Regions from separate parts of the Homo sapiens genome. Here region 1 is linked to region 2. A link is a loop called in an ENCODE intact Hi-C map of the cell type or tissue named here. Cell type or tissue: uterus. All regions are shown on one strand. Links, peaks and the distances in the headings refer to the core of each region. The heading gives the core; the rest is flanking DNA.

What was found. A loop is a pair of places that touch in the nucleus more often than their neighbours do. Peaks named below come from ENCODE experiments on the same cell type or tissue, not always from the same donor. Only the 100,000 strongest peaks of a DNase experiment are listed, where the experiment ranks them.
Region 1: it touches region 2 in a loop (2.3-fold over the local background); 1 of 110 quality-filtered maps calls a loop at or near these places.

Annotation. Positions count from the first base shown.
Region 1 is chr5:179,347,813-179,363,139 of GRCh38, forward strand. It overlaps LOC105377759 (a long non-coding RNA gene), which reads right to left and starts at 1,443. Exons shown (of 3, transcript XR_941311.3): 1 at 1,122-1,443. In uterus, for the core only: no CTCF peak of the experiment used is centred there; a DNase peak (open chromatin) is centred at 8,964.
Region 2 is chr5:179,187,270-179,202,596 of GRCh38, forward strand. All of the region lies in intron 4 of ADAMTS2 (ADAM metallopeptidase with thrombospondin type 1 motif 2), which reads right to left. LOC124900195 (a long non-coding RNA gene) reads right to left here and starts at 10,345. Exons shown (of 2, transcript XR_007059081.1): 1 at 8,055-10,345; 2 at 3,363-6,893. RefSeq lists enhancers at 4,763-5,454, 11,539-11,833 and a silencer at 11,539-11,833. In uterus, for the core only: no CTCF peak of the experiment used is centred there; no DNase peak of the experiment used is centred there.

The sequences.
Region 1 (15,327 bases), core at 4,268-12,267, 160 kb after region 2:
CTTCCTTTAGTGCCCCCACTGTCACCCACCAGGGTGGTGGATGAACAAGGCTCACATGCACCTAACTTCACAGTTAAACCCTCAGGGAGGTGGAGGAGACTTGCAGACACATCCCAGCCCGTGATCATTTGTCCTCCACTCAGAAACAAACAGAAAAACAAAAAACAACCAAAGAACAACAACAAAAATCTTGCTACTTCTTCAAACCTCCATGATTCAAATCTTGCCTCTCCCCCCTTACTGGTGTTTGCCTCTTTCTCTGGTCCCCCTTTTCCTCTTCCAGGTAAAATACGGGACATAGAAGTCCCCAGTGGCTCTCTGCTCCTCTGCATGTTCAGTCTAGGTCCCAACGACAAAAACTAAGGGCCACTGGGCCAACGCCGCCGGATGTGTTGTTGAGCACATGCCACGTGCGTTCGTTTCTACTGGAGCCTGAATGTCTTCAGGTCTGGCTGTGCTCTCCAGCTTACCGCAGTCCTCACCACCCCCTGTTGCCCTACACCTGCCTATTGCTCGTGATTGTCAGCACCATGATCCCTGAAAACCTGGAGTTGTCACCCTCACCGAGAAGCCCAGTGTTTGTAGGGAGGAGTGAGGACAAGTCAGCGTCAGCTCGGGCCTTACACACCCAACCCCCTTAAAATCTTCCCAAAGTTGTGTGGTGCAGAAAGAGGTGAGGACCTTTCCGGGTCATCTTGGGTGCCACGAGTCACCCCACATCCCTGGCAGAAGAAACACTAAGGAGGAGGAATGTTTGTTGCCCACCACAGCTCTCAGTGGGTGGGTGCCCTGCCTTGCCCTGAGAGGAGGGTCGGGCTCCCTGGTCTGGCTCAGGCTTCCAGGTCACATTTGTCAGCACAGACTTCATTAAAGACAGGAGCCCATTTGAGAGCCACTGCTGTCTCCTAATGTCTGCACAGAAACCAGCCCCTGAGAAGGTCTCCTGCCCTTTGACAAAGTCACCTTTCTTGGCACAACCTGCCAAGCAGATGGAGGCAGTGAGGTTTCAGTGCCCTCCCTAATGACAAACAAGCTCTTAGGGGCTGTGGGAAAGGAGCTGGACTCTTTTAGTCTCACTGGTGCCTGTGTGCAGAGCGGGCCAAGCATGAGGGGCTAGTTACCTTGTCGAGGGGCCTTGAGGACAGCAGCTCTGTCCAACTTTGCTGTTGGCAAACAGCGGGTGCAGTGGTCCCATCAGATGCTCTGGCGGAGTTCTGGCCGGGAGTGGCCCTGGTGAGCCATATGTCAAGGGAATGCTGATTGAACAGAATGTGGAGGCTGGGTGGCCTCTAGGAAGTGTGGTTCTTGCTGTTTCTTGAGCGTGCCCCTCCCCGACGCCATGTACACACTTTAATAGGGAGCCGTGTCCAGCAAAAGAGGAAACGTGGGTGGTGTTTCAGTAGCAATTGTTTTTACTGCCATTGCAGCACGGAGGCATCCCCTCGCCACTGAGATCGATTCTGCCTGGAAGTGGAAGACAAAGTGCTTGAGGTTTGGAGGCTTGGGGATCAGGGCTCAGTTAACATTTCTACATGGAGATGCAAGATGGAGACTCAGACTCAGTCTAAGCATTAATGGCCCAGGGAAGGATGTAGCTTAATGCCTATCTGTGATTGTCCACTTACACATATGCTCAGCCTAGCAGAGAGAACAGAGAAAAATTTTAAAGGGGCTATCTGGGTGTGTCAGGCAGTGACGCCACTTGAGCTGGGGTCTAAATCTCTGGGTTCACCTGTGTCTGGCCCCTGTCTGGGGTCGGGGGCCATTTTGTCCAGCCCCCTCATCTGGGAAAGGCCTTTGGGTCCCTCAGGATGCTCCTGGCTGCAAGTAAGACAGCCAGCTTAAACCATGAGGAAATGCATCAGCTCACGCACCCGGAAGTCTACAGGTGTGGTGGCCACGGAGCTTAACCGCAGCACCAAGGGCCCTGCTGCCTGCCTAGCATCTTTGCCCCAACCAGGTAGAAGGATGGCCAAAGCACAGGTGCACTGCCCTCTCCCAGAAGGACCGCTGTCTCCCCTGTGGTCTGTGGGCCAAGGCTGGGTCATTTGCTGAACCAGTTGCTGACAGGCGGTGGGTGAAGGGATGACTGGGACAAACCTGGATTAACCATCGCGTCTACCCCAGTGCCCCCAGCATTGCCTTCTGTCTTTATTTCCAAATCAGAGTATTGCATAGTCCCAGGCATCCTCCTGCCTGGCAAAAGAAGTTTTTCCCATGTGACGCTATATTTGTGTCCCACTCCTATACTACACCATCTGTACAGCATGCAGAATTCCTTTCTTTTTATGTAAATCCTGTAGGTAACTAGTGAAGGGCCCAGTTCTATTACATTATGGAGATCTGTGTTCAAAGCCTTTTCTAAGCCTGTCTGGACGCTTCCTTACTTCCTAGATTTTGAGGAAAGCCATCGGTGACCCCAGCCCAGGCCTTGCTAGATCCCCAGGATCCCTGGCCTCTGGGGCTTCATTACCTTTAGGTCACCCTCTGTGGCAATGTCCTTCCATCCAGTCCAGCCTGACCCTTCCCAGTTCACGGGATCAAGGATGTGGGCCTTAAAGACACCGAAGCTTCTGGCTGGGACTTCAGGGCTACAGTGCCCATGATGAAGCCCTAAGACGAAGACCGTGGTGGGAGGAAAACTCTGGGTGCATGGCTGGGGGGCTCCGGCCATCTCTACAGCCTTGGGGACCCCACTTCCCACTTCTCCTCCAGAAGGGAGAAGGGTCCCTCCTCTCGCTGGTAGGAGCGACCTTCTTAGCTGCTCCTGCCAACAGTTCCAGGGGTCCTTCTTCCTCTGCAGAAACACCGAGACTGGACACAAATCCCAGGACACTGAAAGTGGGGGTCCTGGAGGAACTGGTACCTTTGCTCCCTGCAAAATGGTGTCCCCTTCCTCTGAGGGTTCCAAGAAAAAAAAAGAAAGAAACAAAGAAAAGATATGTTTGTATCCTTTTGGTAATTTTTTTAAAGTTTGTTGGGTTTTTGAAAATGAACTAAATCATCCCTGTGCCCAGTGTTTCTGCAGCTCTCTACAGGTCTGGCTCTGGGCCACCCCTCAGGAGGAGAAGCCTTTTCTCTTCATACTGACCCAAGGCCAGTCCTTAGGGCTGGTCCCTGAGCCCTCCGCTTCCTGGGCAATCTCATCCTTTCCCACAGGCTCGTGAGAGCCGGTGTGCTGATGACTGCCCACCCGCTGGGTTCATTCTACCGTAAATGCAGCTCCCTCAGCCACCTGCATCAAGATATCTCAGAGCCTTACCAACTCACCCACCCAGAACTGCCCCATCTCCAGCCTGGCCCCAGCCTCGGCCCAGTCCCCTTGGGCTCAGCATCCGGCGTCTCCATTCTCCCTGCAGGCTCCCTGCAGCCAGGGACCCAGGGGCATCTCGGTCCCCTCCATTCCTTTACCCCCACATGAAAGCACTCTCCAGTCTGCACCCCCTCCCTACCACCCCCTCTACCCCAGCCTCGATACCCCTCCCTGACATGACGGAGCACCCACAGGACCAGCCCCGTTGGGCACTAGATGCCTGAAATTGAGCCCGTGGGCTCAAGTGACTTCCTCTCCTGCTAGTCAGAAGGGGGCGGCTCCAGGACGGCACCCCACACACAATGACCTGCACACAGCACGCATCTTCTTATGCTTGCCTCTGTCTCCTCATTGGAGGGGGCTTGCACACCTCCCTCCCAGTCTGGAGCAAAGCTTGAGCATGACTTATATTTGTTTTCAGCAGAGGGTAGACGTGAGCAGCCCCTGAAACAGGTTGGTGGCTGAAAGTGCCAATGTTCTTTGGAATAATGAGGCCCATCTCCTAGCTGGAGGGCTCCTGCCCCACCCTGTGGGCATAGCTGTCCTGGGTAGCAGGGAGCCTGGTTTCCTGGGGTTGCTGAGAGGGGAACTCCACCAGGGCTCATTGGCTTAGATTATTTCAACTCCCCTTTCCAGCCGTGTGCCCTTGGGAAAGTTAACCTCTCGTGCCTCAGTTTCTTAAAGTCTGTATTGGGCACGATAATACCTCATCACAGGGCAGTTTTCAGAATCAAATGATATGTTTTTTTGAGACCGGATCTCACTCTGCTGCCCAGACTGAGTGCAGCGGCATGATCACAGCACACTGCAGCCTCAACATTCTAGGTTCAAGTGATCCTCCCACCTCAGCCAATCAAGTAGCTGGGGCCGCAGGCGCGTAGCACTGTGCCTGGCTAATATTTTATATTTTGTAGAGACAGGGTCTTGCTGCCCAGGCTGGTCTTGAACACTTGGGCTCAAGTGATCCACCTACCATGGCCTCGTAAAGTGCTGGGATTACAGGTGTGAGCTACCATACCTGGTTGAGAATCAAATGATTGACCACATATGTGGGGCTCACAACTGATCCTCACAGAGTCAGCACCGGTACCTTTGCTAGTACTGCTCTCCATGACTTCCTGTACATGGCTGTACCCATAGTGCAGTATTGGGCCAGAAACACAACACTGTGGACGCTGGAAATTTGCAGAGTATTTTGACCATGGCCTTCTTCATGCCGCCACTGACTTTAGAACCAAACCCTGACGGTACGGTAGGACATTAATGGTAGGATGCCAGGGTTGACTTTGGACGGGTAACCTCGCCAAAGTCTTGTAGAAAATATGGCAATTGACAAAACACAGCCTGGCACATAGTAGGTGTGCAGTAAATATTTGTAGGACCAATCAAACAAATAAAACGATTTCCAAAGATAGATGCCATGAAGGAGATAAAAGAGGCAGGTGACATCAAACACGTGTGACAAAGGTGGTGGAGGGTGGAAGGGGGAGGTTTAGGCTAAAAGCTAATCAGAGAGAATTTCCCGGGAAGAGTGGCTTACACGGTGAGCACCTCAAGCAGAGAGACGGCACATGCAGAGGCCCTGAGACAAGAAAGAGCTTTCTGTGCTCCAGGAAAAGCAAGAGCAGCGCAGCAAAAAGGTGGTGAGAACAGGAGAGAGCAGGAGGAGATGGAGTGAGAGAGGAAACTGTCGAGGAGACAGGGCCTTGTGGGTCTCAGCCAGGAGTTTGCATTTTGTTCTAAGCGGAGAGTTTAAAGTAGAGGAAGGAGCCGGGCACGGTGGCTCACGCCTGTAATCCCAGCACTTTGGGAGGCCGAGGTGGGCAGATCACGAGGTCAGGAGATCGAGACCATCCTGGCTAACACAGTGAAACCCCGTCTCTACTAAAAATACAAAAAAAAAAAAAAATAGCCGGGTGTGCTGGCGGGCACCTGTAGTCCCAGCAACTCGGGAGGCTGAGGCAGGAGAATGGCGTGAGGCCAGGAGGCGGAGCTTGCAGTGAGCCAAGATTGCGCCACTGCACTCCAGCCTGGGTGACAGAGTGAGACTCCGTCTCAAAAAAAAAAGAAAAAAAGGAGAGGAAGGAAGCAAGATCATGCTCACTGCAAAATGCCCTGGGAACTAAGATCTCTCACTGGGACACTGGTTGAGGGGTCCCCAGCCCTCTTCTGAGGAGAAGGATCATGCACGTTTCTACCCCAAGACCACCCTCATCTGCCCAGATCAAAGGTGACTGGGTCAGCTGGACCCTGCAGTTTCCTCTCCCACCAGAGCAGAAAGATGCCGTCATTGGGCACCGCTGCAGGTGAATTAGCCAAGGTCTTCATAAACTGCCTCCCCTGAGCCTCATGACTGCCTGCAAGGTGGAACTGCAGCATCCCACTTGCAGGTGAAGAGGCTGACACTCAGGGACGGCAGACCCTGAGGGTTCAAAGGCAGATCGAACCCCTAGACTCCAACGTTCACCCTATATGGGGGTGTCCAGAGGCTTCTGAGACCCCAGGCCTTCTGGGGTCCAGCATCTTCCCGTGAAGCCCCACTCGGCCTGGAGGGTCATGGAGTCATTTACTGTCACTCACAAACTCAAGCATCCTATCCTAAGTGTTGCATAAGGGGCTGCCCACTGGTGGCCTATAGGGTTTTATTTTTAAACTCAAATTAGTTGCTAAGATTTAAAAAAGCAAAAGACTGCCCATGAAAACATGCAGCTCTGGCTTCCATGAAAAAAAAAAAAAAAGCCCAACTGGCTCCTCTGGGCCCGCTGTGCCATGGGGCATCCACAAGCTGGAGTGGAGGTTTCCAGACCCTCACGTTCTGCACACAGCCACCTGGCCCCTGGGCCTGTGGCCTCTAGCCCGTGTGCTGCAGAGCCCACCTCTGCCTTGTTGGTTGGAGAAGCTGGGTCAGGGGTCCCTGCATGGCTGGGGCAGCCCAGGGGAACCTCTGTAGCCCAGGCTTCTCTGCTGTCTCACACAGGGACCTCTATGATGGCTTCAGCTGCTAGAACTTTCCAAAATGCTCCTTTTCCTGTCCCCATGTGGCACCGGTGGCCCCCTGCTACCTATTAAGAGGTCCTGCTCTTCGGCTGCAGATAGGGACAGTGACCTGAGGAAGAGACCATCCCCAAGGCCTTCCAAACCTAAGTCTGAATGCACAGGCTGCTGGGAGGGAGGATGGGGAGGTAGGGGTGCAAGGCTGGAGGGGAGTGCCACGGGAATACTGTCGTCTCAAGGCTGGGGGACTCCCCAGCAAATTGATGTGAAAGGGAACAGAAGCTGATTCAGGGTGCTGAATGGGTGACTTCTCCAGGAGCCCAGAGGCGAGAGTGTTCACTTGCACACGCCTGTATGCACACACTCGTACCACAGCACACACATGTGGTGATGCACGTGCACTAGCAGGCATGCAGACACACGCCAACTTGCAGCCCGCAAACGCCCACAGACCCAGACACGCAGACGCACGCTCCAGAGCCCACACGGTGCCCCGGCCTCCCTAATTGCATTTCTGAAAATGAGATAGAGGAAATCGAATGACTTTGAGGCGGCTGCCGTTACCCCATGGCGATTTCCCATCTCCGTTCAGAGAGGCCACAGCAGCAAGGCTGTCTGGAGTTCCGTCTGAGCCCTGAGACTCCTTAGCAACCCTCAGCATGGGCCACACTGCAAGCTGTCTCTGGCCTCGGCCAGCCGCCTGCTATGGACGGGAGCTGCCAGCTCATCTAGGGCTTGCAGTGGTGATAAGGGCCACTGACCTGCCTCCTGGGGCAGCTGAGACTACAGTGTCTCTCTGTTCTCAAGGCACCCCAAAGCCCAGGACCACAGCATTTCCCATCATTATAGAGCCCAGGGCCTCTGCCCCATGCTTGGTGCATCCTAGGACCCTGTGCCTACAGGATGAGAAGCTGCTGCCCAGAAGATCCCTTCCTATGGGTCTGTGCCACAGTGTGTTCTCCTCCTGAGGCTCTTCCCATCCTGAGCCACTCCACAGACCCTCTGATTGGAAGTTCCCCCAGACCCCTTATTCTCCACGGCATTTCAGACACAGCCTAGACAGAAGGATGCTGTTGGCCATAATATTGTCTTCAATGATAGAGCAGACAAATTGCATGATCAGCCGCACTGTTATCCTGGAGGTCACCTGAGACCCTCAGATCTTCCTCATAAACATAGTAAAGCACGTCTCTCACACCGAAAGTGGACATTGACAATGGAGGTTTTGAACTGATTGGAGCTATCACTGGTTTCCCTTTATTGGTTTGAATCTGTGCGATGATGAGGTGCATAGCTGAGAAAGAGCAGAGTCCCCCGGCCAGGTGGCTCCAGGAATGACCCAACCCTGGTCTGAATGACCAAGCCCCTCCTCTCCTGCATCCTCCTGGGCACAAGAGAGACAGTGGCTGGACCTGAGAACTGCAGAGCCAGGTGGTCCCAGACAAGCCATCACTGCAGAGGAAGAGCCTAAGCCCTGGGATCAACAGGGAGTGAGAGGCAGCTTGCTTCAAGACTCATCAGAAGTTAGCAGATAATTCCACCCACCTGACACATGGCAGCAGGGAAACAAATGTCTCCGAAAGACCTCACTCTCACTGGAAACTGGGATTTGGCCTTGCTCGGTCCCAGGTCTCAGCCTCTGCCCAGGCTGGACCCTGGTCCTCCATCTCACTGAGCAGTGGCCACGCTAGGACCAGGTGTCAGCTTTGCTGGATCATGGACCTCAGCCATGCAGAACCCTGGGCCTCAGCCTCACTGGACCTTGGACCTTGGCCTTACCAGGCTGTGGACCTTGGCCTCACTGAACCCTGGACCATAGTCTCACTGGATCTTGGCCTTGCTAGACCCTAGACTTCAGCCTTGCTGGGCCTCAGACTCTGGCCTTGCTTGACCTTGGACCTCAGCCTCACTAAACCCTAGACCATGACCTTATTGGACCCTGGACCTTGGCCTCACTGACCTTGGATCTTGACCTTCCTGGACCCTAGACCTCAGTCTCACTGGACCTTCGACCTTGGCCTTGCTGGACCCTGGATCTTGGCCTCACTGGACCCTAGGCTTCAGCCTCACTGGACCTTGGACCTCAGCCTCCCTGGACCCTGGACCTCAGCCTCACTGGACCCTATAGACCCTGGCCTTATTGGACCCTGGACCTTGACCTCACTGGACCTTTGGCCTCAGCCTCCCTGGACCTTGGACCTCAGAATCATTGGACCCTGGGCCTCAGCATCACAGGATCCTGGACCTTGACCTCCCTGGACCCTGGATCTCGGCCTTACTGGACTCTGGACCTTGGCCTCATTGGACCCTGGGTCTCAGCCTCACTGACCATGGACCTTAGACTCACTGACCTTGGACCTTGGCCTTGCTGTACTCTAGACCTCGACCTCGCTGGACTTGGACCTGGGCCTCGCTGGCCACTGGGTGCCAGCCTCCGCTTCTCCAGCCCCTCTGCAGGCTGCAGTCCTGCCGTGCCCCCTTGTCTCTGTGCTGCCAGCACAACTCCAGTCTCGCCCTCTCCTCTTCTTGGGGAAGTTGAGGCTCCTAAGAAAATGCCTTCTGCAGGAGGCCTACTCCACCAGGCAAGCTGTTGTCCTAGAGAAAAAATAAAAACCACCCAGCCTCACTTATAACAAACTTGGTCTGTTGTGCAACTTTGCAGTACAGAATGTACATGTGCCCAATCTCCCCACTGTTGCATAATTTTCCAGCTGTTTTCAGGACTATTTCATCCCTCGTCTGGCATATTTCACAAGCCATATATAAAAATTATATATATGTAAATATAAAGATGAGCATATGTGTGCGATGAAACGACAAATGTGAAGTGAGGGAAAGGAGGTAGGGGACCAGGACTTAGCAAAAAGGCAGATGAAACAAGTGTAAACATTTTGAATGCCACCTTCTCGACGTCTGGGTGAGAAAAGGAAGTTGGACTCCATTTAAATTTAAAGTGAGACATTCGTCCAATAAAATCGATTTCAAACTTGGTGGTGTTTGGCTTCCCTCTTCTCCAGTAGTTTTCTTTTTTTCGTAGTAACCCTTAAAACTCCATCCTATTCGTTACAGAAATTCTGTGTGCATCTTCTTGCCAAATATTTCTTAACAACGTAAGCTGAGATGTCCCATATGGCACAGAAAGGCAACATCCTGGCAAGCCCCTGCCTCCTCGTGCCTTATCACGACCCTTCACAGAGATAAGCTGAGCACTTCCTCCTGACAGGAAACCTGGGTTTCTGCTGGTCCTGCCAAAGTCACCTGCACAAGGGAGGCCACTCTCTTCCCAGAAGCAGGATCTGCCCAGGATGGCTGGGCCTGTGATGGGGAAGATGCTGAGCAGAGGGACCTGCAGGGCCAGACAGGTCACACCCTAGGCCACAAGCTGGAGGTTTGCAGGCAGAATCCTGCCCATGGGCATGTTTGGCTGGGACAGCACAGTCACTTTGAAAATTTGAATTAGATGCATAAGTTAAAAACTAGGTGCTTTCAGATTAGAAATCTAGATTCTTGGCTGCGAAAATAAAACTGATAAAACAAAATGTCCTGACAACACAGGGCTTGCACTCCAGCAGGGCAGTGGGACCAGGGGCTCAGAAGGGGCTGCCTATCCATCTCAGATCCCTTCTCACCTGTATCAATCAGCTATAGGCACAGGAGAACTACCTTGCCACCTACCCCAGGGAACAAGAGCCATCCTGCGGTCACAGCTCCGCCGGTCCAGGCTGTAGCTGGGGCAGCTCAGCTCCATGTCAGCTCATGTGGAGCCCAAAGTGCTGGGACAGCAGCTCCTGGGGAAGCCCATCTCATGGAGGAGGTCAGAATCTTCGAGAAAGATGAGCATAAAGACCTCATGCTTAAGGCCCAGGCTCAAATCCAGCACACCATCACTTCCACCTGTGTTCCACTGGCCAGGAGAGATGCACGCCCAGCCCAGTGGGAGTGGGGTGAGGAGGGACACTTCATCCTAGAGGGAGAAGCTGCAAAGTCACACAACAGTGGATGTGGAAGAGGGGTGTGTACTGGATTGAGCAGGGTCCTCCAAAAGTGCATGTCCTTCTGGAATCTTAGAAAGGGATCTCATTGGAAAACGGGCTCTTTGCAGATGTAATTAGTTAAGAGGAGGTCACACTGGATCAGAGTGGCCCCAATCCAATATGATGGGTGTCTTTCTAAGAAGTGGAGATGCAGAGACACAGATACACAGACAGAAGGCCATATGGTGACAGAGGCAGAGATCAGAGTGATGCCACCACCAGCCAAGGAACAGCAAGTGTTGCCAGAGCTATGACCTCAACTGTGCCCCCTTCAAATTCACATACTGAAGCCCTAACCCCTAATGGGACTGTATCTGGAGACAGGGCTTTTGGGAGGAGATTAAGGTTAAATGAGGTCATAGGGGTGGGGCCCTAATCCAATAAGACTGGTGTCCTTATAAGAAGAGGAAGGGTTATCTCCCTCCCTCATTCCCTCCCTCCCTCTCCCTCTCTCTCTTGCTCTCACTCTGGCTCTCTCCAACACCTGAGGACACAGCAAGAAGGCAGCCAGCTACAAGCTGGGAAGAGAGCCCTCACCAGGAACTTAATTGAATGGTATGTTGATTTTGAACTTCCCACCTCCAGAACTGTGAGAATACATTTCTGTTGTGTAAGCCCCTCCATGACATTTCAGTGGCAGCCCAGGCTGATTAGTACAGCCAGCAGTCACCAGAAGCCAGAAGAGACACATGGAACAGACTCTCCCTCCAAGCCTCCAGAATGAGCCAGCACCTTGATTACAGACTTCTGGCCTCCAGAACTGTGAGAGTCACCTTGATTTCAGACTTCTGGCCTCCAGAACTGTGAGAGTAGATTTCTATTGTTTTAAGTCATTTGAGTTTGTGATCATCCGTTATGGCAGCTCTAATATAGGATGGGTGAGGAATTGGAAACAATAAGACAATATACTACAGACTGTCCTCTTGGACCCAATTACTCAAGAGGCTTCCTGCTGTGGTTTGAATGTGTCCCCTACAAAATTCATGTGTTGGAAACTTAATCCCCAATGCAACAGTGTTGAGGGGTGAGCTGTGATAAAAGGGGCTTGTGAAAATCGGTTCTCTCTCTTCTGTTCTTCTTCCACATGAGGACACAGCAAAAAAGCCCCCATCAAATGCTGGTGCCTTGATCTTGCCTTCAGAACAGTGAGAGAATTAATTTCTGTTCTTTGTAAATTATGCAATCTTGGTATTCAGTTACAGCAGCACAAAATGGACGAAGACACGCCTGCTCCCAAAATATACTCACTCCATCCTAAGACCCTGAAAGCCTTAACCACTCATGATTCAAGCTTGAAGTCCAGAATACCCCATCCTACATCACATCCAGATGTGGCTTCTCTTGCTCCAGAGACCTGTGGAACACAAGGAGAAGTTATGTTCACCCCTCCTACCTTCCACACCTCACACACACCCCAGCAACACTCCCATTCAAAGGAGGGAAGGACAGGAAGCCCATAGCAGTCACTGGTTCATAGCAATCCTTAAATCCTGTTGGAAAAATGTTGCCAGGTGCTGCTCCCCTGGGGGTCGAGAATGTTCTGGGATGAGGTTCCAGGTTCACCCTCTGGGACTTGAGCCTCAATCCATTGTTTTCTGTGGCTGTTTACTCTCTAGGAGATCCTTCCTTTCCCATCCTTCTCCTTGGTCACCTCTGAGAAGGACCCTGGAAAATATGCCCTTCCTGGCAGCTGAAGGGTCTTGTTCATAAAATGTCAGTGGCCCCCAAATTTTTTTTTCCACATTAAATACCGTTAGTCTCTTTTAGTCCAGACTGGTGGGCTTTTGCCAAAACAGCTCTCTCAAAAATGATGTAAGCCTGGCGCGGTGGCTCACGCCTATAATCCCAGCACTTTGGGAGGCCGAGGGGGGCAGATCACGAGGTCAAGAGATCGAGACCATCCTGGCTAACATGGTGAAACCCCGTCTCTACTAAAAATACAAAAAAAAAAAAAATTAGCTGGGCGTGGCGGCGTGCACCTGTAGTCCCAGCTACTCGGGAGGCTGAGGTGGGAGAATGGCATGAAGCCAGGAGGCAGAGCTTGCAGTGAGCCGAGATCATGCCACTGCACTCCAGCCTGGGCGACATAGAGAGACTCCATCTCAAAAAAAAAAACAAAACTGGATGCTGTGTGCCAAAAGCCATATTCACAATGTATTACAAGACATGCCTTTCTCTACACTTAATTGCAGGTACTGTGAGCCCCCTGAGCTGCTTCAGGACCCACCGTTGATCTTTCTAGTAACTGCTGGGCATCATTTAATTCTTTCAGAGGTCTTCACACAAGGTGTGATAGCTGTGTCTTTGATTTGATTTTTGTCCCCAAGCTATATCTTCATTGACTTGAATTTTCTTCCAGGCTGTATCTTAAGTGGGAAATCTTTTATTGGATGGAGAGATTGAAGATTAGAAATAGTTTTCTTGGCTGGGCACAGTGGCTTACACCAGTAATCCCAGCACTTTGGGAGGCCAAGATGGGAGAATACCTTGGGTTCAGGAGTTCAAGACCAACCCTGGCAATACAGCAAGACACCGTCTCTATAAAAAATTAAAAATAATAAAAATTAGCCAGTCATGGTGGCACACACCTGTAGTCCCAGCTACTCGGGAGGCTGGGGTGGGTTGATCGCTGGAGCCTGGGAGGTCAAAGCTGCAGTGAGCTGTGGTCATGCCACTGCACCCTAGCCTAGAAGACAAAGCAAAACCTTGTCTCAAAAAACAAAAAAGAGAAAAGAAATAGTTTTATTTTCCAACCCAGAAAGTTCCAGAATTTCCAGGCTCTGTTTTCCTTCTCAATTCTTCTTGACAAGCAGCCAGTGTTTTCCGGAGATGTCTCCTGTTTGTGGTTCCATATCAACTGTGGGCAGCAGAGGCCAGCTCATGCCTTCAACATCCTACCTGGACACACCCAGCCCAAAGCCGTGAGTGTACCAAGTACCTTTTCTAACCTTCAACTTACTGCGAGTGACAGTTTTTAGCAAATGTCTCACCACTGCATAACACAGGCCATCATTTTTGCAGCCTCCTATAACAGTTTCTGGTTTCAAAGCCAATTCTGTTCTAGGTACCGGTTTCCATAGCGGTTCACCACTGCCATAATATCGCTGCATAATAAACCACCCTAAAACTTGGCAACCTCAAACAGCAAGAACGTATTCTCAGGCTCACAGCTCGGTTTTTGTGTGTGCGTTCTGGGGCCCGGGCTGAGGGGGCAGCAGCTCCCACGGGAAGCTCATCCCATGGGTGAGGTCAGAAGCTGCCAGAAAATGTCACTTCGCCCACGTACCACTGGCCAGGCAAAACTCACTGCCCAGCCTGTCCTAGAGGGAGAAGCTGCAAAGTCATGTGTCAGAGGGCACGGACATAGGGATGGGGAGGCCCGGGGAACCGCAGTGCAGCCCAGCACAGCCTGCATTGAAGTTTCATTACTTGCCAGTTTTCGCATTATGAAAGTGCTGGTTCTTGTAACAAGTGAAATGATTCCAAATCATGTGAACCAAAGCAAGTATCTGTTCCCTGTGCATCTCCCACATCGCCTTCTTTGCGGATAGAGAAGAATGGAGCCATGGTGGGGGAGGAAGCCAGGAAGAGAGAGGAGGAAGCAAGACTGAAGCAGGGAAAGGGCTGGCGCCTCCCCTGCCCCAGTTCCAGCCCCGCCAGAGGCTCCACGCGCTTTCCCACTCTGGATGTCATGGAATCCGCACCACCCTCATTCTCAACACCGAAGGACCCAATTTGTGCATGACAGTTTAGATGGGTTTCTCTTCTGTATTAGCTTCCTGTGGCTGCTGTAACAAATCAACACCAACTTGGTTTAAGCGGGGCTTAAACCGAAAGAAACTTATTCTCTCCCCGCTCTGGAGGGCAGAAGTCCGAAGTGAGTCTGAGAGCAGAAAGCAGGTGTCTGCAGGGCCACACTCCCTCCAGAGGCTTTGGGGAGAATCTGTTCCCTGCCTCGCCCAGCTCCTGGGGCTGCTGGCGTTCCTTGGCTCACGGGCGCTTCCCTCCCATCTCTGCCTCCCTGGTCACATCGCCGCCTCCTCTTCTGGGTGTGTGTCTGGGTCAAACCTCCCTCTGCCTCCTCCTCATAAGGACATTTATCCAATTTAGCACCCACCTAGATAATCCAGGATAATCTTCTCCTCTCAAAATCATCCATCAAATCACATCTTCAAAGACACCTTTTCCAAGTGAGGCAACCTTTACACCTTTGCAGACCATCATTCCACAGCCACGCCCAGAACAGGGGAGCCAGGTGATGGAGGGTGGGATCTGCCTGCCGAGAACGAGGAAGGGCATCGGTGACAGGTAACAACCTGAGGCACTGGAGAGGGAGAGCACGCGTGATGTTCCTCAGAAACGAGTCGCATTTCCGCATAGCGCCTCCTTCAGACCGTGAGAGATCGCCAGAGGGCGTGGGCTTTCCGTTCTGTTCTCTGAACCTACAGTTAAGCCCAAGCCAGGGGCCGCTTTTCCCTAATGAACATGCCTTTCTTCGGTGGACCTGACCCTGTTACAGGAAAGCCGCGCTTTGATGAAACCAGTTCTTTAAAATGAAACATGGTATTAAAAGCCATAACAGGATCCCTGTGAAATTAAACAGGGAAGACAGACGTTCTAAACGCCCCCCGACACTGGTTTTGATTTTTTAAGTTGTCAGTTAAATTAAAGTCAGGCCACAGAGACTCAGCGCTCAGCTTGCCTTCCTGGAGGAAAATGCTCGGATGCGCCTCCCCGCAACAGGTCCTCCTCTTGCAAAGCTCTTTGAGGTTGGATACAATCTTTTTTTGTTGGTTTTTGTTTTCGGTTTTTTTGTTTGTTTGTTTGTTTTTGTTTTTGAGATGGAGTCTGGCTCTATCGCCCAGGCTGGAGTGCTGGAGTGCAGTGGCACGATCTCAGCTCACTGCAACCTCCGCCTCCTGGGTTCACGCCATTCTCCCGCCTCAGCCTCCCGAGTAGCTGGGACTACAGGCGCCCACCACCACG
Region 2 (15,327 bases), core at 3,044-11,043:
CGCAGTTCCTGGCGTGACCTCCAGGCCAGGAGGGTCTGGCCCTGCTGAGTCTTCTCGGGCTGCCCTGGCCCTGCTCCCTGTGCTCCAGCGGCTAGCCCGGCTGCTCCTTGCACAGGCAGCCTGTCTCCACCTCAGGAACTTTGGACTTGCCGTGCAACTGCTCCCAGCAGTGTCTAGCCCATAGTAGGTGCTCAGTAAACATTTGCTGAATGAATGGAGTGAATCACTTTGAAGATATGGAATAACAGGAAATGGGCAAAATGTATGACCCAGCGTAGGCCTGTGACCCCTCTCATGGGGAGGCCCCCAGCTAAGGGCCTCCCCTCCCCTCCCCCCAGCAGCCCTGGGGGCCTCCTCCGCATCCACCCTACCCAAGGCCTGCGTGTGCTGGGGAGAAGCAGCTCTCCTTTCCCAGGTTGCAGGGGGAGGGGAAGCCCAGGGACAATGTCCTTGAGTACTGTCTGAGAAATTGATCCTGGAATCTTTAAACCTTGGGGGGAAATGTTCAAAGCCGCAGCCATCTCTGTGCGGAGAGAGGCCAAGGGCTCTCTTGTTTGGGGAAACACATTGTAATGCGCCTTTTGCTTATGCAAAGATGCAGCCAAGTTTCTGTTCTGGAATAGACAATGAGGAAGGAGCGGCTCTGCATGGCAATGTAAAGTTTGCCTCACTGGTGGCAGAGTTCCACCCAGGGGATGGTGAGCCCTGGGAGGTGGCCTGCGGCTGCTGGGCAGAGGTGACTTTGTCCTCTGCCAAGGTGGGGGAGGGGTGCAGAAAGGGGGGAACCGGTGCAGGCTCCCTACTGGGGAGGCCTACTGGCCTGCCAGCCACAGAGGAGACAGGCAGGGGCCCTGGAACAGCAGCCACCCCAACCTTCAGGAAAGTTCCCATGTCCTTCGCTCAGCTGAGCTTTGGGCCACCAGAGGCAGCCTGTGGCCCACCTGGCAAAACCATGTCCAGGAGCAAGCCAGGCCTGAAAAGTCTGTCAGAGGCCTGGGGGAGGGGGGCCTGCTGCTCTGTGGCTTCTCTGGGACCCCCTGAAATAAGTGAGGAGAAGGCTGTTCTCTCTGTGCCCCTTCGGAGGCCAGGCTTGGACCACCAGGATGGAGGCAGAGAAGAGAGTGCAGCCAGGAGCAGGGGACAGAGGTCTGCTGGCCTCCGTGGAGGAAGAGTTTAGGCATTGCATGGTGCCTAAACGGGGCTGCCAGAGCCTGGGCTTATCATGAGAATCAACGTTCCCATTGCAGATCTTCTTCACCCTCGGCTCCTCAGCAGATGCTTCAGAGGGAATGCTAGAAGAAACGTGACTCTTGCTCAAAATATCAAACTACCATGAAACGGAAATGGCCAGGATCAGAATTACTAGGCTCAGTTCATACATCAAAAAGTGAGGTGGTCAGAGTCCCCTCCTTCAATACCCAGCGCAGGAACACTCTGCCCAAGGCCACCCCCTCACTCCTCAGGCGACGTCTCCTGTGCCTGTCCACACTCTGCTGATACCTCTGCAGATGCCTCAGGGTGGGGACGGGGCTCCTCCACTTCCAGGCCAGCTCATCAATGCACAGAGCCCAGCAGGGTCTCAAGAGATGTGCTGCACCCCTCAGTGTGGCACTCCAGCAGGCACGTTGAGAAGACAGGTCGCATTACAAACCTTCCCGGGTTTGTACTAACGACGGCAAGAGGCTGCCCCTCCCCCTCTCCTGAATTTGGGGGGTTAGCAGAGTGTGGGGGGGATATTCCCACTCTGAGGTCAGATTTCATGGGTGCCAGCATGGGCTCTGCCACAATCCTGCTGCGTGACTTGGGGCCAGTTACTTAACCTGTCTGGGCCTCAGTTTCTTTATCTATAAAATGGAGATAATAATAGTCCCTGTGTCTCAGGGTTGTTTCAGGTTGAAGCAACAATGAAAATTATCACGTGCGTCCATGTGAAGAGATCACCAAACAGGCTTTGTGTGAGCAATAAAGCTTTTTAATCACCTGGGTGCAGGTGGGCTGAGTCCAAAAAGAGAGTCAGCAAAGGGTGGTGGGACTACCATTCGTTGGTATAGGTTTGGGATAGACGGTGGAGTTAGGAGCAATTTTTTTTTTTTTTTGAGACGGAGTCTCTCTCTGTTGCCCAGGTTGGAGTGCAGTGGCATGATCTCAGCTCACTGCCAGCTCCACCTCCCAGGTTCATGCCATTCTCTTGCCTCAGCCTCCCGAGTAGCTGGGGCTACAGGCGCCCGCCAGTGCGCCTGGTTTTTTTTTTTTTTTTTTTTTTTTTTTTAGTAGAGGCAGGGTTTCACAATGTTAGCCAGGATGGTCTTGATCTCCTGACTTCATGATCTGCCCGCCTCGGCCTCCCAAAGTGCTGGGATTACAGGCGTGAGCCACCGCGCCCGGCCAGGAGCAATTTTTTGTGGGCTGGGGACGGATTTTACAAAGTACATTCTCAAGGGCGGAAGAATATTACAAAATATCTTCTTAAGGTAGGGGGGGACAATATTACAAAGTATCTTCTTAAGGATGGGGGTGGGGAAGAATATTACTAAGTATCTTCTTAAGTTGGGGGGAGAGAATATTACAAAGTATCTTCTCAAGGGTGGGGAGGGTGTATCATACAAAGTAGATTCACAAGGGCGGGTCCGGCGGGGGCGGGTGGCAATATCACAAAGTACATTACCCCAAGGGCGGAGAGGGTGTATTGTTCACAAATTCAATTGATTGATCAGCTAGGGTGGGGCAGGAACAGATCACAATGGTGGAATGCCATCAGTTAAGGCAGGAACTATCTATTTTCACTTCTTTTGTGGATCTTCAGTTGTTTCAGGCCATCTGGATGTATATGTGCAGGTCACAGGGGATATGATGGCTTAGCTTGGGCTCAGAGGCCTGACATTCCTGTCTTCTTATATTAATAAGAAAAACAAAATGAAATAGTGGTGAAGTGTTGGGGTGGTGAAAATTTTTGGGGGTGATATGGAGAGATAATGGGTGATGCTTCTCAGGGCTGCTTCGAGCAGGATTAGGGGCAGCATGGAAACCTAGAGTGGGAGAGATTAAGCTGAAGGAAGATTTTGGGGTAACAGGTGATATTATGGGGTTGTTAGAAGGAGCATTTGTCGTATAGAATGATTGGTGATGGCCTGGATGCAGTTTGGTATGAATTGAGAAACTAAACGGAAGACACAGCGTCCGAATAAAAGGAGAAAAACAGGTATTAAAGGACTAAGAATTGGGAGGACCCAGGACATCCAATTAGAGAGTGCCCAAGGGGGTTCAGCATAATTATTTGCTTGGTTGGCGAGTTTTTGGGCTCTATCCTTGAGTTTATGTTGTCATACACCAGGCCAGACTGATTTAGGTAAAAACAACACCTAGGTGATTCAAAAGCTTTATTGCTCACACAAAGCCTGGTGGTGGTCTCTTCACACGGACATGCGTGACAAAAGTGAAATCCCCAGCACCTAGTACAGGCTGAATGAAACTGTCATCAAATTACAGGAGGGTCCAACAGCCCAAGCTGTTTCCCTGGGACCCCATGCACAGAATGGTCCACCTGGGCTTCGCCCTTACACCCACCCTGGCTCTCCTCCTGGCCATCACCATCGGGAGAGGTCTGAGTGAACAGCTTGCACATGCCCCTGTGTTTTCCAGAGCTGGAGGGGCTGCTGTGCCCAGGCACGTCCGCGAGTGTGACCCAGCCCTGGAGCTCTCCCCGCTGGCTGCGTCGCCTTTGGGGAAACAACAGCCATGCCACCACTTAGGGACTGACCTTCCCACCCGCTGACCGGATGCCTCATCAGAAAGGGAAATGCTGCAGAACGGGGAAGGACCAGTGCTGCTGAGGCTGCAGGACGCAGAAGGACACGGCCGAGGCCTCAGGCCAGAGCCCAGTGTCCCCCAGGGGCCTCTCGGCCACTGCGAGCCACTGACAGGGAAAGGCCGAGAAAAGTCAGGGATTCTGATTCTTGCTAGCAGTGGCTGCAGGACGGCCCTGCCTCCCTGGAACTCTGCTGAGCTTGTCGGCTGTCCCTGGCCACAGAGCCCTGGGGGGCTCAGTGAGGAGTTTCCTTTCAAAGAGGGGCCCTAAGTGGCCAGGGCTCGTGCCACCCCCGGCCCTGGCATCCCCCCACACGCCCGTCTCAGAGGCTGTGTGGCCCGGCCCATCCCGTGACTGAGCTCGGTCACCTGGGTCCGTTTGAGCACCACCATGTAATTTGAGAACAATGCATTTTTATTCCCCCACACATCATATTCTGCCGCTGCTCTGTCACCAGTGTGACCTAAGGAAAGAGGGAAGGAAAATGCCGCTATGGGAGGAGAGAGCTGTGGCATCAGGGGACAGGAACGGTGTGGGGGAGGGGGCAGCAAGCAGCTGCCGGGGTGGGGGGCGGGCTGCTGAGCCCACACCAGGCTTGGAGCCGGAGCCCTATCCCTACCGCTGCCCCCGCCTTAGGGTGAGATGCAGATAGTCCCCGGGGTTCTGGGCTCCACTTCCCACTGAGATGAGACCCTCTGCTGAGGGTGGAGGCCAACCCACATGGTGGCCAAGCAGGTGGTTAGAATGGAGAGGGATCTCATGTTAATGAATGGGCCTCAGGCAGCACATGGATGCCCCTCGCTCCAGAAGGGGGTGTGTGGGATGCAGCAGCTCCTGCTGGCGAGGGCCAGGGCGTGGGTAGCTGGCACTGGCTGGCAGAGGCTGTAGAGTGGACACCCATCAAGGCATAGGGCTTGGACTGGGCAGGGGTCCAGCATGCCTAAGTGGCCCAGGCGTCAGACCCGACCACCTCAGAGCAAAGCTGAGGAGGACTCAGGCCAGCCTCCCTACTCCCCAGGCATCCATGCATGATGAGGAAGAAGGGAGAGGCCCTGGCAGAGCAGGTATGAACCCCTCAGAGACTGAGAAGGCATGACAGAGGGCTGCAGGCCATCACCTTGCACTGTGCCCCTCGACCTGGGCAGGGGCCCCCAAGGCACTCAGAGCGCAGGGCAAGAGTAAGGTGAAGGCTGCAAGAAGGGTCCTGCATTACAAGCTCACGGCAAGGGTCGTCTGCTGCCAGCGTATCCCTCCCTGAAAGCGCAGTCATGCAGGGTGCTTTCCAACACCCAGAGCAGATGTTCCAGCGCCTCTTGGGCTTGGCGGGAAACGGCTTTGCCCTTCTGTGCAGCAGGTCACAATCCCCCTGCACCACCAGAGTCTGTTTATGTGGCTTAGCTCCCTTGCCAGACTCTGGCAGATGGAAAGATAGATGAAATCCTGCCCACCGCTACACAGGAAACCCAGAACCAAAGGAAGAGGGGCCGAATTATTGGAAGCACAAGGGTCCGTGATCACTTCTGCTCAGGATCAGAAGGGCCAGCATGGGCAGCCCCCAGGCCAGGCTCCCTGCCAGGCGCGGGTGGGAGGTCTTGCAGGCTGCAGCCAGGTTTCCTTCCTCCTGTCTGGCTGCAGGGAAGTTTCCCTTGCTCTGAAGTTTCCTCACTCTGTGAACATTCCCACGGGGCACCCTATGCTGCCTCGGGTGCTGTCCCATCCTGGTAACTTCCTGGCACCATCGTGATCTCCAGTCGCCTTCGTTTGTTAGCTGTCTGTCCGTCTCCACTAGGCAGGGACTGTTCTGCATTCTTGCTGATGCAACCTGGGTGCTCAGTACTCCCGTGTTTCCCCAGGCTTCAGGACCAAGGCCAAGCTCAGCCGCACGCGCCTTCTCCCACCCCAGCGGGCTCCCAGGGTGGCCGAGGGCTGGCACCTCTTTTGCACAAGGGGCTCCTCTGTGTGGAATGATGCCCTCCCACTTTCCACTTGGGAGACACCAACTCTGTGACCAAAACCAGCTCAAGGATCACCCCACTGTGACTATCTCCACTACCAGGTGGAGACAGCTGACCGTCTCCTTTGGCTGCCAAGGCCCTGTCCTCGCTGTGCCAAGGCAAGCAGGTGGCCCCCATGAGAAAAAAGCTTGTCCAGGACGGGAGCTGGCTGGGGCTCTTCCCAGACATCATGGGCCGAGTGAACAACTGCTCGCCTCGCTGGTCGGCTCTGATCTTCTCCGCCTACGCCGAGTACTTCCCCGCGTGCGATATCTTTCCCTTCCCACACCCTGCGAGTGAGTGTTATCCCCGCTGTGCCAGTGAGGAAGCCGAGGCACAGAGAGATTGAGAGGCTCACATAAGTGGGCATGGGAGTCAGTACAGAGGCTCTGAGGAGCAATTTGGCAAACCTGCTGCAACTAGAAACTGTATCCCGGGACCTGGCCATTCAGACGTCAGCATGGACGATGGAGACACAGCCTCTGTCATAGAAGCGAAGGCATAAGGACACCCAGCCACGAGGAGTTCCACACCCACAGATAGAGTTCATTTTTATGGGAGTCTCTGAGATCACAGTCGCTTTATGGGAATTCATTTAGTCACTTATTCATTCAAAAGAGATTTACTGAGCACCTACTACGTGCCAGGCCTTTTCCAGGTACTCAGTGAAAAATCAGGTGGGCAGACCCTCTCTGGGTCCGATACAAAGTCACCTTTGTGGGAGTCCCTAACCCTGCTGAGACACACCACCAAGGAGACCCCTGGACTGGGGAGGAAGACCCAGGATTGCTTGACTGCAACTCAGCTCCAGGGGCAGCCTGGGAGGGGCCTCAGGGAGTGAGAGCCCACGCCAGGTCAGCCCGACAGCCCGGCGTGGCACATCATCGCCTCTGTTCTTGTGGTTCAGCTGTCACCTCCTTGCTGGAGCCTGCACAAGACAAGCTCCGAGGCTGCCTCAAGCTGTCATCCGGGTGTGTGGATGGCTGGCCCTCCTCGTCCACAGGGACTCTAACTCCCATTCTGACAACCATCAGTTCCCCGCGGGAGGCCAAGGACAGGATGCTGGGAGGCTTCCACATCAGCTATCAGGAGGTCTGCGGAGGAGGGAGGAGGGAGGAGGTGGGGAGATGTCCACTGGTGGGGAGGGTGCTGCACATTTCAGGAGGAAGCAGAGGTGAGATCCACCCACAAGACCCCTGTTCGAGTGTTCCCCACCTGCTCACCATCACTGGTCTGTCGGCCTCCCCAGCCCTGCTGGAACATGTGCTCCCTGCGGTCTGGATCCCGTGCTCACCACGACATCCCCAGCACCTAGGGCTGCTCTATCCGGGTGCACTAAGGGAGTGAGTGGGCAGGCGGGTGGGCCTCAGAACAGGAGGACACAGTAGATCTATGCAGAAGCCAAGGCAAAGCAAGAGGCAGAGCGGATGGCCTGCGGGGAGAGGCGGGTGTGGCCAGGGGACTCCAAATGCTGTGGGGAGGTCAGTGAGGCCTGAGATGAGAACCCGCGGAGCATGCTAGGGGATTTGGGAGCTCTCGATCTTCAGGCCAGACAGTAGGGGAGGACCAGCACAGGGGCCACCTTCCCACAGGTATGTGACTCCATCTGCCGTGCTCTGGCCATGTCTCTCTCAGTCTCAGTGACCTGATGCAGGCAAGGGAACCTCACAGGGCCACTGGGGCAAGGTAGTGAGGTCACAGGTGTGCCTCCTTGCACAGGGCCAGCACGTGCAAAACCAGCAAATGTGAGTTCCCCTCCTCAGGTGGGGAGGGGTGTTTCCAAGGATAGAAAGCATAAGCCCCAAACCTCCTAAGAGAGAGGAGTCTATCTTTGTAGACCACAAATCAACCTCGCTCCCGCTCTCCAAGCCCCACAAGCTCCAGCAGGGCCCAATCTGCGCACTGCGATTCACGATGCGGCCAGGCCTTTGCGCGCGCTGTGCCACCACCAGGAGTCCTCATTAGAGGCAACTGCGGTGGCCCTTGTCCGAGGAGCCTTCCCTGACCAGCCGCCCCAGGCACCCTTCCCTGATGAACCAAGGTGTAATCACGTGTCCTGATCCCGCTCCCCATACTCCTGTGCTCTGAGCTCCCCCAGTGCAGGGATGCGGAGGCCAGGAGTCCAGGGAGTGCCGAACATGACTGAGGACAGCTCCCAATCCCAGCATGCTCCTCCCACACCCGTGCTCTACTGAGCACTTTCCTGGTGTTCAACTCGAGTGGTGCTCCCAACAGCCCCGGGAGTTGGCACTGACCAGCACAGGGCGCAGCAGGACAGGCAGTCGCCTCCTTCCTTCTAGGCTGGAAAGAACACTCAGGCCACCCACACACCAGACTTGTCCTGCAGCCGTGTTCTGCTTCACCTGTGCAGTGTGGCTTCTTAATTTCAATCTGTGGCCCACATTGAAAAATAATTAGATTTCCCAAAAAAAGTAGATTTCCAGCTTCTCATGGAAGAGCGAGCTGGCAGCAGTGGTCTGCTTATTCCTACAGAAACACAAGCGAGTGGAACCACGAGGAGCTCTGCAGGGGGGCGTGGCCTCTCCGGTCGCCCGAGTCCCCACCACTCCCAACAGCCTTCAGCCACCTGGGCCCCTCGGGCCTGGCTACTGTGAGCACGTGAGGGCACTGCCCTCTTCTGAGCCTTGCGTGCAGCCTCGCACACACCACTGGCCCTCATGGCTGTGTCTCCTGGTGGCACACAGGGCCAGGCTGTAAGGCCAGCGGGACAAGCGTGAGGAACAGAAACAGTGCCAGCAACACCCCCAGGGCCACAGCACCACTAGCAGACCCTGAACCCCGCTTGCCTCCCCCCACTTAAGGGACCCGTGTTTCGTGTCCAGTTTCAGAGATGTTCTTCTCTTTCCCAGGAACCAGAGCCAGCGACTCGTGAACTATGACTTGGGGCGACGCCTTCCGCCTGGCTGGTTTGCATCTCTGCGGCCAGTTTACGAGATTTCCACCACGACCAGCTGAAAACACTCCTGTCCGACCACTGCCTTCCCCACCGCCACCATGCGGTCTCAGCACTCGTGAAAGTTGGTGAGAAATTGAGCCCATATGCCTTCGGATTGTTTGCAAACCCTGGCAAGGCTCTGGTAAGTCCAGGCCAATTTCTGGATTAAATTAGAAATGAAAAGAGGAAAAATATCTGAATCCTGGCATAGAGAGAAATCATTCATTCAAAAAAAACGGTCGTAGAACATACTGTACAGAGAATGTTCTCGTGCTGGGAGGGGTCAAAGGTTATAGCCGCGACTGAAGGCGCAGAAGATCCTTGGATTCCACGTTCTCCATAGGCCTAGGAGCGTGTCTGCCCTCAGCAGAAGAGATGCTTTGGGGGCTCAGGCATTCTCCCAGAACATAAGCAGTTAACACAGCTGGGAGAGACTATTCTGCATGCCCGGAAACCTGCTCCTCCTGCTCTGCCGTTCTACAGCGGTTAAGAGCAGTTCATTCTATCCTTTAAAAAGAATCCCCGAAGTAGCCTCACCGGTCCTTTGAGCTGATAAGGCTAGTGTGGGGGTGGGCTGGGGTCTGAGCAGCCCACTGTGCTCAGTACTTCCCTAATACGTACACCCACGTGCACTGATGTAGTGAAAGGCACATGCTCACTTTGGAGGCCTGGGGCCATCACAGCTCAAGGCAGGCACTAAGCAAGTACATTTCTGCACAGCCTGGTAGCAAAAATTCCTTTAGCACCTCATAGTGAATGTTCTCAGCTTTGTGGGCCATATGGTTTCTGTTGCAACTACCCAACCCACTGTTGTAGCACAAAAATGGCCACAGGCAATTCATAAATCAATAGGCGTGGCTGTGTTCCAATAAAACTTTATTTACAAAAACAGGTGAAGGGCCAGGTGGCCCTGGGGCCAGAGTTTGCCAACACAGCTTTAGAATCTCCAGTTTACCTTGACAAATTCACGTGAATTTTGCTTTCATGCAAGTAATACGTCCAAATTTACTTTAATGTAAAACTGATGTTTTAAAATGCTTACCATCCAAAAAAGGGGCCACTTCAGGGGGAGATGCCTTACATCTGTCTGGTGGCCTCTGGCAGGCCTGAGAGTACGTGTTCCTGGTAGCAATAGGTTGAGCGCTGGCCTTGCTGCAGGCTGGGTATCACCCACTGCAATGGTCTGCCTCCTGTCTACAAGGAGTGCGGTGGGACCAGGGGCTCACAAAGACAGTTCAAGGTCTTTGTAGATCCTGATATTTAAGCAACACATTGAGGCCTTAGGCTTCTCGGGAAGAGTAGGATTGAAATTAGCGCTTTAGTGAAATGCTTGAAGCCACAAAGGAAGCTTCAGCCTTGGGCCCAAGCTTTATATTTCTTGAAGTCTTGGCACAGATAGATTTTACTTTTAAAAATGTATCTGTAGCCAGGCGTGGTGGCTCGTGCCTGTGATCCCAGCTACTCAGGAAGCTGAGACAGCAGGATCACTTAAGCCCAGGTGATTGAGTCCACCATGCAGCATAGCATGAACCTGTCTCTAAAACAAATCTTTAAAAAATGAGTCAGGCATGGTGGTGTGTGCCTGTAGTCCCAGCTGCTTGGGAGGCTGAAGTTTGAGGCTGCAGTGAGCTATGATTGCAGCACTACGCTCCAGCCTGGGTGACTGAGTGAGACCCTGTCTCAAAAAAGAAAAAAATGCATATATAAACATATTACTTCCACAACGGCTCTGATCTTCCAAGGCATTCATCCCTGCCTCCCATTTACCTGAGCCTGCAGAAGAGTCCCTGTCTGTACCTGGGGACGAAACTTGAGGTGCCACACACATCTGAGCTGCCTCCTAGCATGGCAGCCTCGCCTGTCAGGCCCAAGCCCACTCTTTAGGGGTGCCCAGGCCCACACACATGGCCACAGCATCTGGTTTGTGAGCAGAGACTAGCCCAGGCGCTGGCAGAGCAAGTTTTTGAAAATGTGAGAAATACCAAAGCCCCAGGGTCAGTATCAGGCATGTTCAGCAATGTCACCTGTGTCCCAGCCTGGCAGCACCCAGTACTTCAGGGAGTATGTTTCCCAAGCAGGAAAGGTCAAACATGACAGTGGTCTCCCAATGCCCTCGGGGGCGGGGGGCGGGCCTGGGCAGAGGAGAGCCCCTTATCCTCCCGGCTGGGCCCAGGGGAGGCAGCAACGCAAGGTGGAGGCTGCAGGCTGAGCCAGAGTAGAAAGCTGGGAGGAGCAGGAGCAGAATGAAGGCAGAGGGAATAGAAGTCACTCTGCCAGTGACGGGGCTGGGGGGCCAGCAAAGCTGGATGGGCCACACATCTGCCCACGGCTCTCACTCCATCCTCCTAGCCTCACAGTGCTTGGAAGGGAGACCCCTCTGCCCTTAGACGGGGGAATGTGGGCATCCCCAAGGGGCCTCAGCATCTCTGACCAGGCTAAGGGCCGCTGAGCCTCAGGAGACCAGACTCATCCCAGGGTTGCCAGCAGCCAGGAGGGCTACAGCTGCGTGTGCTCAAACTCCAGTGTAGGCCGGGAGCAGTGGCTCATGCCTGTGATCCCAGCACTTTGGGAGGCTGAGGCGGGTGGATCACCTGAGGTCAAGAGTTCTAGACCAGCCTGGCCAACATGGTGAAACCCCGTCTCTACTAAAAATATAAAAATTAGCCAGGCATGGCGGCACGTGCCAGTAGTCCCAGGTACTTGGGAGGCTGAGGCAGGAGAATTGCTTGAACCTGAGAGGTGGCGGTTGCAGTGAGCCGAGATCATGCCATTGCACTCCAGCCCGGGCGACAGAGCAAGACTCTATCTCAAGGAAAAAAAAAAAAAAACAAAACTCACTGCAGAGAGCCTCTGTGGACAAGGGCCCGCCCCCTGCCTGCCACAGGCTCAGCACACACCCAGTGCCCTCTTAGCACGGCTGGCTTCGCCTGGGCCTCAGAGGTGTGTGGACATGCCCAAGCAGAGGCTGGGGAAAGGCCACAGAGAACGGGAGTCTGAGGTGGCATCCAGGGGGCACATGCAGGGCAGCAGGTGTTCCCTCAGGCTATGGGGTCTGAGCGCAGGGCTCAGGTTTCTGGGCTCGCCCTAGGGACAGGCTGACTTCATAGATGACCAGGGCCTATCCTCAGAAGGCCCCGACCTTGGGGCTTGACCCTCTGCAGCTCTGTCTTGAAGTTCTTCGTCATCTCACCCTTGCATGTGTGTTTTGTAAGTGAAGGCTCCTGGGGCAATGCAGCATGGTCCCATCTCCCCAGGACAGGCTTTCAGCTGCCCCCAGCAGGGGCAGGATCAGGCATGTATTCCCCACGGCATCTCAGGGCAGGCGTGGTGGTGGCCATCCCGCCCACGGCTGGCAGGAAAGGGGCATGTCTGGTGGATGGCTGGCCAGAGCCCGTGTTTCGGCAGAGGTGAACCTCCCGTGAGTGACACCTGCATAGAGATGGGATTGGCCGTGGCCATACGCTCTGGGCTGGAGCAGTGCACCAGTAGGAAGGGGGCGTGCCTGGCTCTACTTCCCCAGACGCCCTGGCCAGGGCACAGCCAATGTGTTCTTCCAGGGGTGGCAGGAAGCTCTCAGACCCCAGTGGGTGTGCCCTTCCTGCTGGGGGTGCACTCACTCTGCTAGGACCCCGTACCTGAGGAGCCTCCCCTCGGCAGGATTCCACTCTGTGAAATCCTCTCTTCTTCCTCCCAGCCTCCCTGAGTCTGGCTGTGCCTGTCATAAACTTCTGGTCAGCCTGAGGCACCCATCAGGGATCAGCCACAAAATACACATTTGTTTAATTTCAGTGACCCCACATAGAAGCTAAATGCTCTAATATTTGCATTTAAAATAGCCATCGCACAATTTAAAGATGAATAAGAAATTCATGCTAATAATTCAAGGTTCCAATTTTTGTTCACTTAGAACAATATTAAAAAGCAAATAAAAAGAACAGCGAGTTGAGAGACAGAGAGACAGAGACTAAGGAAGAAAGGAAGTGGCTTAATAGTCCCTTTGTATGGCACCTTCCTCTGCTCTTTGAACAAGCGATCCCACATTTTCATTGTGCGTTGGGGCCTGGGAGTTACTACTGGCTCTGCCTTTAGGCCAGTGTTCCCCACTGGTAATATCCTGACGAGTTTTGCAGCAGCCAGATATTGAGGGGAAATAAGAATGCATTGCATGTAATACATTGGCTCCTTTGAATTCTCTATCTCCCCGCCACACCTTTCTTTCCTTTTTTTTTTTTTTTTTTTTTTGAGAGAGAATCTCACTCTGTCGCCCAGACTGGAGTGCAGTGGCGTCACCTCAGCTCACCGCAACCTCCGCCTCCCAGGTTCAAGCCATTCTCCTGCCTCAGCCTCCCGAGTAGCTGGGATTACAGGCACGTGCCACCACACTCGGCTTATTTTTGTATTTTTAGTAGAGATGAGGTTTTGTCATGTTGGCCAGGCTCGTCTCGAACTCTTGACCTCAAGTGATCCGCCCGCCTTGGCCTCCCAAAGTCCTAGGATTACAGGTGTGAGCCACTGCACTAAGCCTATCTTTCCTCTTACTTTGGGAGAAATTCAGGTGGAGGGCTGCTATGGCTAAACCCAAGAACAGTCAGCGGTTGGTGAGGAACTGGAGCTTGGGAAGTACAGCTGCCAAGTAGGGCAGAAACTCAGAAGATTAACTTCTGGGGAGGGCAGGAGGCATCAAACACATCACCCAAGGGAGAAGCTTTTCCCCTGGGAAGGGAAAGACTGCAGGATCTTTCCCTGTGGTCACACACACAAAAATGTAGGACATCAAAAACTATCCCAGGCGGAATAAAACAAAAGGTCAACAACAGGACTGGGGGAAATATTTCCCACACATGTGACAGACAAAAAGTTTATCTACTTAAGTACACAGACTCTTCAGATGAATAAAACACCCCCAAATCCCAGCAGAATCAAGGGCATGAATAGGCCAAGCAAAAAAATAAAATAATCTCTGTTTACAAATACACGTATATTTTTAAATGCAGGCTCATTAACATCAAGGAAATAACAACTTACAACAAAAAAACTTATCTCCGTTGTAATTAAATTACCACTGCTCAAAAGGACTCAGTGGTGTGAGGAGGTGGGGAGACAGTCATTTGCTCAATGAAGCGGGAATAGATGAAACCATAACAGAGAACATTCCAGTGTAGAAAGCTTAAAAAATGGGCATATCTGTTGGCCAGAGACTTCGCTTTCAGCAACTCAGCTTAAGGAAATAAGTAAGCACGAGCGATAGATTCAACTCTATGAACGTGATACAGTTAGTGGCATGTCTGACCTCTAATGGAGAAATAAGTTTTGCTATGTGAATATGTCATATAAATAATAAGTTAGGTAAAAAGTGTGTGACAGTCATATGGTGCGATGTTATGCAATCATTAAAACAACGTAGTAGACAATTAACTGCTGGGAGAAGACATTCACATACCTACAGGAATTTATGCTAATTTTACATAGCAAAAAAAATGTCCCGGCACGGTGGCTCACGCCTGTAATCCCAGCACTTTGGAAGGCCAAGGTGGGTGGTCACCTGAGGTCAGGAGTTCAAGACCAGCCTGGCCAACATGGTGAAACCACTGTCTTTACTAAAAATACAAAAAAAAAAAAAAAAAAAAATTAGACGGCCGTGGTGGTGCATGCCTGTAATCCCAGCTACTCAGGAGGCTGAGGCAGGAGAATCGTTTGAACTCGGGAGGAAGAGGTTGCAGTGAGCCAAGATCACACCACTGTACTCCAGCCTGGGCGACAGAGTGAGACTCTGTCTCACAATAAATAAATAAATAAAATAAATCATCTGTGTTAAATATGGACTATTTCAATAAACCAAAAAACATGCTTTTCTAGATGTAAGGAGGAAGATAAGAAAACTGGACCCAGCAGGGGCTGCTGGAGTGGGCAGGTGGGTGGTTGCCTAAACCAAAGAGCCCCTTTCTGTGCCCAGGTGGCCTCATGAAGTGCTCCATTTCCAAGCCGCTTCCCTTCTGGCAAGTCTGAGATGAAAAGGGCAGCTTCATCTTTCCCATAGAAAAGGGAATATCACGTCTTGTCTTTAACATAGACAGGAAGCAGCCCCTCCAGTGATTTCCACTGCTCCCGGAGCCACAGGCGGCTCCCCTCCACCTCTGGAAGACTGCGGCGGCCGGCCTTGCCGGCCCCGACTTCCCCTACCTGTGCCCCCTGCTTGACAGGCCAGGCTGCCTCCATTCTTCCAGCCGGCCCCATTCCTGCCTCAGGGCCTTGGCGCCGCCTGCCCCCTCCCCCAAACCTGGAACAGGCGATCCCTATCCTACCTCTTCCCACATCCTTCCGTTGTCGTGAGCCTCTGCTCCCGTGATATCTCCAGTGCACCAGCCCCTGAGCTGTAGAAAGTGGCCTGCCTTCCCCTACCCTTCTTCCTTCTCCATCTCCTAACTATTTTATTTCTTTCATTGCATTTGTCATTATTTGAAATGATCCTGTTTGTTTTTCACTTCAGTATCGTCTGTGCCTCCCTTCCCAGAATGCAAGGTAGCAGGGTTACGTCCTGTCATGCTCACAGCTGCACCCCTTGCCTGACATAT